Regions from separate parts of the Mus musculus genome. Here region 1 is linked to region 2. The links are chromatin loops, found by intact Hi-C in ENCODE. Cell type or tissue: heart. All regions are shown on one strand. Each heading gives the region's core, and the rest is flanking DNA. Links, peaks and the distances in the headings are about the cores only.

The links. Peaks named below come from ENCODE experiments on the same cell type or tissue, not always from the same donor. Only the 100,000 strongest peaks of a DNase experiment are listed, where the experiment ranks them.
Region 1: it touches region 2 in a loop (4-fold over the local background); 2 of 42 quality-filtered maps call a loop at or near these places.

The regions. Positions count from the first base shown.
Region 1 is chr17:21,952,728-21,957,121 of GRCm38, reverse strand. It overlaps Zfp942 (zinc finger protein 942), which reads left to right. Exons shown (of 6, transcript NM_001199048.1): 2 at 3,069-3,234. Among named protein-coding and RNA genes, the nearest start is that of Zfp942, 7.5 kb to the left of the region's middle. In heart, for the core only: no CTCF peak of the experiment used is centred there; no DNase peak of the experiment used is centred there.
Region 2 is chr17:20,942,837-20,947,230 of GRCm38, reverse strand. It overlaps Ppp2r1a (protein phosphatase 2, regulatory subunit A, alpha), which reads right to left and starts at 1,777. Exons shown (of 15, transcript NM_016891.3): 1 at 1,648-1,777. The coding sequence starts at 1,725. In heart, for the core only: a CTCF peak has its summit at 1,751; DNase peaks (open chromatin) are centred at 1,560 and 1,940; H3K4me3 peaks cover 2,934 bases; H3K27ac peaks cover 2,795 bases.

The sequences.
Region 1 (4,394 bases), core at 90-4,089, 1.0 Mb before region 2:
ACCAGAAGAATGAAGAGGAAAAGAAAGTAGTTGGATGGACTCTACAGAGGTAATTAAGGAAGAGAAAGACTCCAGCCTGAAAAAGTTCAGAGCTTCTGTAATAGGGTTGTGTTGTGGAGGTCTAGGAGAGCTGCTCCAAAAATCCAGGCTAGAGTGATAGGAAACTCCTCCATTCCCTTTACTACCTGGGTAAGCCATGTGTTCCCTAACTGCAGACATTTTACCCAGGCCTGGTTCTGTCTAGAAACTCCCAGACTATTCAAAGATGCAGTTTCCTAGCTATGGGAGGAAAGTCAGCACACAGCTGAGCTGCAGCAAGAACCACAGCTGGGTGGCCCTGGAACCTCCCAAGTCAGAGGAAATGAGGTACTGGGAAAAGGGCAGAAGGGAAGCAGGGTTGTGTTTCCAACAGCTGCTCCTAAGGAAGCAGCTCTCAGCTCTCACAATTCTATTTGGAATATCTTATTATTGTCAATTAGGTTGAGATCGTGTGACTTGGGGTTTAACATGATTTTCCATTTATCTTATGGATGCTAAAGTTGTTGTGTTTTATAAAAAAGAGAAAGGGCCAAGGATATGTTTGATAGCTCCAGCTGTGTTGAGGTGGGAGGGTGCCTTAGCCCTCAGCAGGCCCATGCTGAGGCATCCTTTCCCTCTTAAGTATAGCCATACAACAGATGTAGTATAGAGCCATATGACAGGTATAGAATAGAATAGAGTTTATTTAGGACATGGGAAAGAGAGTTGAGAAGGGAGTGGGGCTAGAGGGATAGAAGTGTAGAAGGGAGAAGAGGCCTGCCAGGAACACATGGAGAGAAGGGGGCAGGGAGAGAAGGAGGAAAGGGTTCAGGGAGAGAAGGGTTAGAGACAATAAGAAAGTGAGTAGTGGCCAAACAGCCCCTTGTATATTAAGCCAGACCTATGTGGCTATTGCCAGGTAATTGTGGGGTAGAGCCTAGGAGGAATGCTAACAAGAGTAGTTTCCAACCTTATATCTTAGGGCATTTGCAGTATGTGTAGTTTGCACAAGGATTTGTCTTTACTACAGCAGTTACAAAGCTTGAATTCAAATTCATCCTTGCATTTTAACTCCCCCATTCATCATTTGCCTATGCCTTTGGCCAAGGAAATAGGAATCCACAGAGAGTTTTGTAGGAAGTAGTAATAAGATGACTAGTGTAGACTTGACTGACTAATAAAGTAAGGGTCCAGAGTGAACCAGGATGTGAATGGAAAGAGAGAGGAGTTGAACAAAAGAAACGAAGGGAAGAGAGAGTCGGGGGCAAGAGAGGAAGCAGCAGCCAAGAAAATACCTAGCCAAAGTTGTCTGTCCCCTTTGATACTGTTTGGTTTTGGATCCCAGGACAATGGACTGAGGTGCATACTTTACATATTAAAGCAGACCTGACCTCAGGGTTCTGCCAACCTGAGAGGCCCTGCCCTCAATCCTAACTTTTCAGCCCAGCAACTAGGTTGCCCTTCCACTAGAGGCTCTTCCTTATAAAATCCAGATATTTTGGTTTTCTCCTCCTCCTCTTCCTCTACTTTTCCTCCCTCCTCCTCCTCCTCCTCCTCCTCCTCCTCCTCCTCCTCCTCCTCCTCCTCCTCTTCCTCCTCCTCCTCCTCCTCCTCCTCCTCCTCCTCCTCCTCCTCCTCCTCCTCCTCCTCCTCTGTTGTGGATGGGCCTGGTGCTGTTCTTGTGAACCAATCCCCTAATGAGAAAATCACTGGGTAAGTACAGGGGACTTTTGGGTTGGACAGAGGAAGAGAGGAAACAGGAGAGAGTCAGGCCCTTTTGGAACCAGGACAGCATATGGGTAAGATGTAGCTGCTAGAGTTTCTCTGTATCCTGGCAGATCTGCAAGGATCAACCACCAGAAGAATCGGATTTTAATAAGGCTTACAAGTTTAGGTTTTCAGGGTTGCACCCAGAGATTGAGTTATCATTGTTTCTGAACTAAGTTTGTATTGCATTTTCCTCCACACCACGGATCGCCTAGGTTCAAGAGAGAAAGGTACATTGGCAAAGCGTGGGTTTGCCAGATGAGCATCACAAAGGATGTGGGAGATTTGAAGCACAGGGTTGGCCTGGTAACATCCTGCCAGTGGGACCCACCAGTGGGAATCTATGGAGCTGGATTGAGAGAATTTGGAGCTCTTAATCACAATCTCCATGAGATAAAAGGTCGGCCGTTGCAAGCCAGTGCATGCAAGTCAGCCCGCCAGGGCAGAGGCAAAACTGTGGGAACGTGCCAGTTTGTTTTTTAGTATTTCCCACAACACTCCTCCTCCTCCTTCTCTTTCTCCTCTTCCTTCCTTCTGTTCCTCCTCCCCCTTTTCTTCTCTCTATAAGCCTGCTCTTTCTCCCATGCTCCCCCTCCACTCCTATGGCAACTCCCCTGGCATCAATCATTGGGGCCAGTGAACTCAACCAAGACCAGCTTCCCAATAAATTTGCTTTTAATATATTCTAATCTGGGTAGAATTGGCTGATTTCACCAATATGAACATATTCTCTTTCCTTCCTATTAGATATGTTAATGGGCACCCGAGTTAGCAGTTTATCCAGAGTTTCTTTGAGACCTAATAAGGTCTTGGCCAGCCTAGTATGCATGTGAATTACATCTTGCTAATCTTTTTTTTTTTTTTTTTTAGCTAGAAAACTCAGTTTTAATTAACACAAAATTAGCACTTTTTTAATAATTATGATTGCTCATTTACATTAGAAAAAAAGCACTGTGTCCATGCACATGTACCTTAACTGATTTGTTTTCATTTCATGATTGGTTGACCGTGGACTTCTTACAGAAGTAGAAATGCCTAGACCCTGCACTCAGGATTTTGTTCAGAGACCTCACTTAGGAGGAGTGCAACAGTCTGAATGTTGTAGGTCAGAATAATTTTCTTGCAGTCTCCCTTGCTCTTCCTCAGAGTTCAGGGAAAAACAACTTTGAGTGTGAACTGTGTATGTGAATGAATCCCACATCTCACAGAATAAAGTGAAATCCTTATAATAAAATAGACATTTGTCATATTTTCTCTTTCCTTTATGTCTATCCTTTTGGCAGGTGTGAGCATCTATCAGTTTTGTTCCATGAAACGTTCCCGGTGCTTTCTGAAGAATCTCTTTCCCACATGCAGGTCTCCCACTGCTCAGCCAGTTCTGCTCACCTGTGAATGAGAACTAAGAGCCCTGGGTGATGAAGACAGAGGAGACTATAGCCAAGGATCCAGGTATGTTTGAGGGATTGAGCAAGGTATGGTGTGGGTGTCAGGTGATAGTAGAAAGAGTATAAGACATGAAATTGCATTTGTCAGTGTCTCTTTAATTAAGGAGTCTAGACAATTCCACTGTGGAAAATATTGTATGTGGTAATGTAGATTTCCAGTTATAGGCTGCACAGGAAGCAGTTGGTTATTCTCAGTATTTGATTAGTTTTGAGACTCTGAAATGACTGTTGCCCATTGAAAATAAAGTTTATTTAATCCAGACTAAAAGCAGGATCTGGCTGACTATGAACATGTAGCAAATGTCAGTATTGAAATCCCTTGTTAAGGTCCATAGATCTTCCTTTTTGTTGACTTTTTTTCTCTTGAATTGCGGATTAATTGATATACTATGTTGAGTTGTTCCTGGTTAGAGTAGAATAATTATAGTTTCCCTTTTTTTTTTTCATTTTTTATACGTTTTGTTTTAGCTTTGTGTTTCTTTGTCATTATTATTCTGAGGTATATTCCTTCTGTCGTCACATTCTTTAGAGCTGTTGTTCTAAAGATACTTTACCACAAGGCTTTCATGTATCTATTGACATAGTCATTTTTCTTCTCCCACTGCATCCACATCTTTGGTCTCTGACATTGATTAAGTTTGTAAATATTGAAATTGTGTCGTACTCGTGGTGTGAACTCAGCTTTCCTTCCATTTCAGTATAACTTAAGAAATAGTACTCATGTCTGTAAATCATGGCAGCTGGTCTGTGATTTTTCTTTACATATATTCATTTTATTTACCTATTTCCTAGGATTTTTTTAGGAGCATTGCTTTGGCTGTAGCATCTGTTATTTTTCTGTCTAAACTGGCTAGCACCCTTAGTATAAAATCCAAGAGAGTCTCAGTTGGTTTTTGTTTTAAGAACGTTAGTAAAACAGTCTCTCCAGGCCCTATGGACAAGGGGCCTAAATGGTCCCAGGCCTAGAGTGCATATAAGTGAGCCTACTCATATCAGCTAGCAAGGAGTAATGCCTGTGAATCTCTGTGGAGAAGTCACCTTGGCCAAACAGCTGGTCATAATTCCAGTTTACTAACTGAACAGGGGTGAGGGGCTTGTAATTCTATTTGTTGATTATATAATTTATTCTTTTCTAGCCTGCATCTGACATTCATCTCGAAACAG
Region 2 (4,394 bases), core at 86-4,085:
TGTTTCAAATTTCAACAAGACTTTCCCATGCTTACTCTACATTTCTTATTTTCTCCTTAAAATTTTCCATAGTCAACATAATGCCTATTTATCTGTGACCACTCACTAAAAGGTTAATTCCTTTAAGGCAAGTTTTGTTCTTTTGTTCTTCAACTATCCAAAATACCACTCTGAAGAAAGGCCCAGCAAACACTTGCTGATTCACTCTTTCAACATTGACAAGTCTCATTCTTTCTTACATGTGGTAATATGCAGATTTAGTTCTGTTTACCTGTTTCACATCTAGCCTTTGTACAGCAACCAGACTGCTTCTTTCTTGATACAGTGTCACCAGGCTAGCCTTGACACTGCCTTTGCCTCCTGAGTGCTGGGATTGCTAGCATGCATGCACCACTATACCAAGCTCTGGTCTCCTTTATGACCCAATAACATTCCTCATGCTTTGCATGTGTTTACAGAACATATGCAAATAAATTCATTCAGTATACCCAAAACCAGATTATTATTCCCATTTAACAGAAGAGAAACACAGACTGCCTGAGTCAATTTGCAAAAATTGCAAGATCCAGGAGTACAAATCCAGTCTTGCCAACAATGGAACCAGAGTCACACATAAATACGTAAGACTTAGAGGATAGGCCCAGGTTCAGGAAGGTGACTGAGTGCAGCATGAACAATTCTATATAAAAGGAAAAGCAGAGGGCTGTAGCACAGTGCCACAATAGCCACACCCCCAAAATAATTGCTAACATTTATAGAGCCTTTACATACAGCCAGTTTCATTTTACTACTTTTCCTCGGCCACCGAGGGAAACCAGGACTATTATTAGCCGCTATTTGTAGAAAACAGAAGCCAGGGGCGATGAAATAATGTGCACACAAGGTCATCCTCAGGTGAGAGGATGCGGCCTTGAGGTCTGACCTCTTTTTCAAATCCAAAGCAGTCCGACAACTCTGGGGTCCTGGCTCATTCTTCTCCCATGAACCAGAACTATCAACTCTCTTGGCAGGCCGGCTTGGGACCAGGTCGGAGAACAGGTGGGTCTGTGCACGTTACCCACCCCAGCTACGGCTAGTTAAATCTCAGGAGAGGATACTTTCACCGCCTCCTTCCTCCTCCTTCAGGAGAGCTAACCCAAAATACAAGGTGGAGGTCGGTGAAGAATGGACAGAAATCTCGGTATCAGTCCCCAATCCCAATATCAGTCCCCACTCCTTCCAGTTAAAACGAAAACATTAAAAGCAATGGGAACTCTACCCGGGTCGCCAGGACCCCTGAGGGTTTCTACTCAGCAGGTCACGCGCCCCCGCCGATTCTCTACAAAGAGCCATTCTGAGTCCGCCGCCAATCACCGACTGGCAGGCGGCAACAAGACCGCCACCCTATCTCGGGCCGCCCAGGCCCAGATCTGGGGCGGCCGCGCGCACTCAGGTAGGACCCTCGAGGCTTGCCCTCCGCTTGGCCGGGCACCCAATGAAGGCTGCCATCTCATCGAACCTTGCTATTAAGAAAGATGAGACCTGAATTCTGATTGGCTGCCGCTGCTTTCCGCCACTCCCGGAGAACCCGGAGCCATCGCTCCCACATTCCGCGAAGATCCCCGTCCCCGATCTCCCCCACACACTCTAACGGAAGGATCCCCGTACCTGAACGTCCTCATTGCGGAGTTCATCTATGAGCACCGCAATAGGATAGAGCGAATCGTCACCGTCGGCAGCTGCCATCTTGGCTCCCTGGCGTTTCTATCAGGCAGCAGCGAGCTCCAGGCGGAATCCGGGATCGGGCGGGGCGGTGCCGGGGAAAGGACGCAAAGCGGACGTGGGGGCGCCCGAGCCGCCCTACAGGGGCCGTCCCGCCGCCATTGCCGCACAAGCTCGCGTCTGTTTGGTCTGAACCAACCAAGTCCCGCCTACTTCTCATTCACCATTGGCCGGACGAATGAGATGTTTTTCCCGAAGGACGAGAGGAACCGGAAGTGAAGTATCTTAGTGACCAAGATTGTGCCCGCCTACGTCGCTGCTAGCAACCACGGGAACAAGCAGGTCTAGCTGCCAATGAGAGTCGAGGGTGGGAGGTGGCTAAGATGGCCCCTTGGGGAGAGGCGGAGAAGACTTAAGCTGGAGTCTTGGGAGCTATGCGTGACGTAATGAAGGACATGCTTGTCTGGTTCTGCTATACCGGTCTCTGTAAAGGAGGGACTCCTAAGTAGGGAGATTTGCCTTGCTTGGTTTCTAGGATGCGGTTCTGGGGCTCTTGGCGTTCAAGGCTTTATTACCCACCCCCCTTACCCGGAAGAAATAGAGCGGCCAGAGCGAGTCTTCATCCTGCCGGGGAGCTTCTAGGTAGCTAGTAAAAAATGAACAAGGTCGAAAGTTTTTTGAGGATGGACCTCTGCCTCATAATGAGCTTGGGCGCTGTGATTCACTTAGAAGGCGAATATAAAACTATCACAATCCTTTCTCCTTAAGGTTGAAAATATGAAAGGGAAGAAGGTGGGCATAGCGGGGTTGTTAGATGCTATCAAGGTTGTTAAAGCGTGGCTATTTCTATACTTGATTTTTGTTTTCTCCTTTCGACTCCCCTCGCCTCTCCCCTCCTCCATCATCCTCCCCCCCACACCTCCATTCCTCCCTTCCCCCTTCTTCCTCTCCAATTAGAGAGAAAATTGAGAAAGCACCCTCACAGAGAGTGGAAATAAACAAACAAACAAACAAACAACCCCCCCCCCCTCACAGAGAGTAGGCGTTCCTAAGTAATGATGCAGATCACATATCTCTGGCCCTGAATAGGAAACACTTGGTCTTGTGATAACGAACAGAAGGCATAGCCATGTGTGAAAGTGCACATGCTTTCAATCATGAAACTCAGGAAGCAAAAACTTGTCATCTTTCTGAGATTGACATCATCTTGGTCTACATAGTGACCTCCGGGCCAGTCAAAGGTCTATGGTGTAACCCTCAAAAGACAGCCATACCATTGCCTCATCCCATAAGAGTTAATCCAAATGGTCTGGCTTAGAAACTTCAGTTTATACGCTACCTCACTAAAAGAGTTTGGCACAATGGTACCATTGTCTATTCTTTGTGAGTGTATTTTCTTTTATGATCTCTCTGGCCATTCTTCAGTTTCTTTCCTTTATATGAACTCTTCTATACTGTACTTTATGTGTTTCTGAAACCAATCAACAGAAAACTGGGGAACTCAGGAGAGGCTATGGAGAGGAATTCCAAACAGTGCCTTCTTGGACCATTTTTGATTTAACAGATCTTTTGGAAAAAACATCCTCTTGCCTGTCTCCTCTCCTTTCAGATATAGTAAAGTTTTCTAGTCTTACTTTGAACTGCCCTAGGTTAAACATTGTAGGAAGCACTGGATTTCTTAACAAGTACAAGAAGAGGGTAAGTTTAATTAATTAGTACTAGGTTGTGATTGGTAATGGGCTTACTGGCATTTCTAATCAATTTATGTGAATTATGAAAACTAAAAAATAAGGTTTTATTTACTTTTTTGATTTTAAATTTGTATCCTTTATCTCTTATGCTGAAAAACACTAAATTTTTAGTGACATTGACATAGTCATATTTATGATTAATGATTACATTTTAGGATATTATGAAATAGTAAATGTTATTCAGTTATGCCGTGGGCAACACAGCTGGACATCAACAGGGCCTAGCAAGGAAGGTAATTGGAGACAGAGACACAAGACTCTAGGTTCAGTTTAAGAATGGACAATTTTTTGGAGCTGTGACGAAAGGATGGACCATCTAGTGATTGCCATATGCAGGGATCCATCCCATAATCAGCTTCCAAATGCTGACACCATTGCATACACTAGCAAGATTTTGCTGAAAGGACCCAGATATAGCTCTCTCTTGTGAGACTATGCCGGGGCCTAGCAAACACAGAAGTGGATGATCACAGTCAGTTATTGGATGGGTCACACGGCCCCCAATGGAGGAGCTAGAGAAATTACCCAAGGAGCTAAAGGGAACTGCAACCCTATAGGTGGAACAACAATATGAACTAACCAGTACCTGGGAGCTCTTGTCTTTAGCTGCATATGTATCAAAAGATGGCCTAGTCGGCCATCACTGCAAAGAGAGGCCCATTGGACTTGCAAACTTTATATGCCCCAGTACAGGGGAATGCCAGGGCCAAAAAGGGGGAGTGGGTGGGTAGGGGATTGGGGGGGTGGGTATGGGGGACCTTTGGGATAGCATTGAAAATGTAAACGAGGAAAATACCTAACAAGAATAAAAAAAAAGAATAAAAAAAAAGAATGGACAATTTTTATTTTTCCCATTGTTTATATAATGTTTAGCGCATAGCTGGAAATTCCAAGCAGAGTTTGAGAAACAGTCTTTGGGCCCACTATCTATATTCTGTCTTT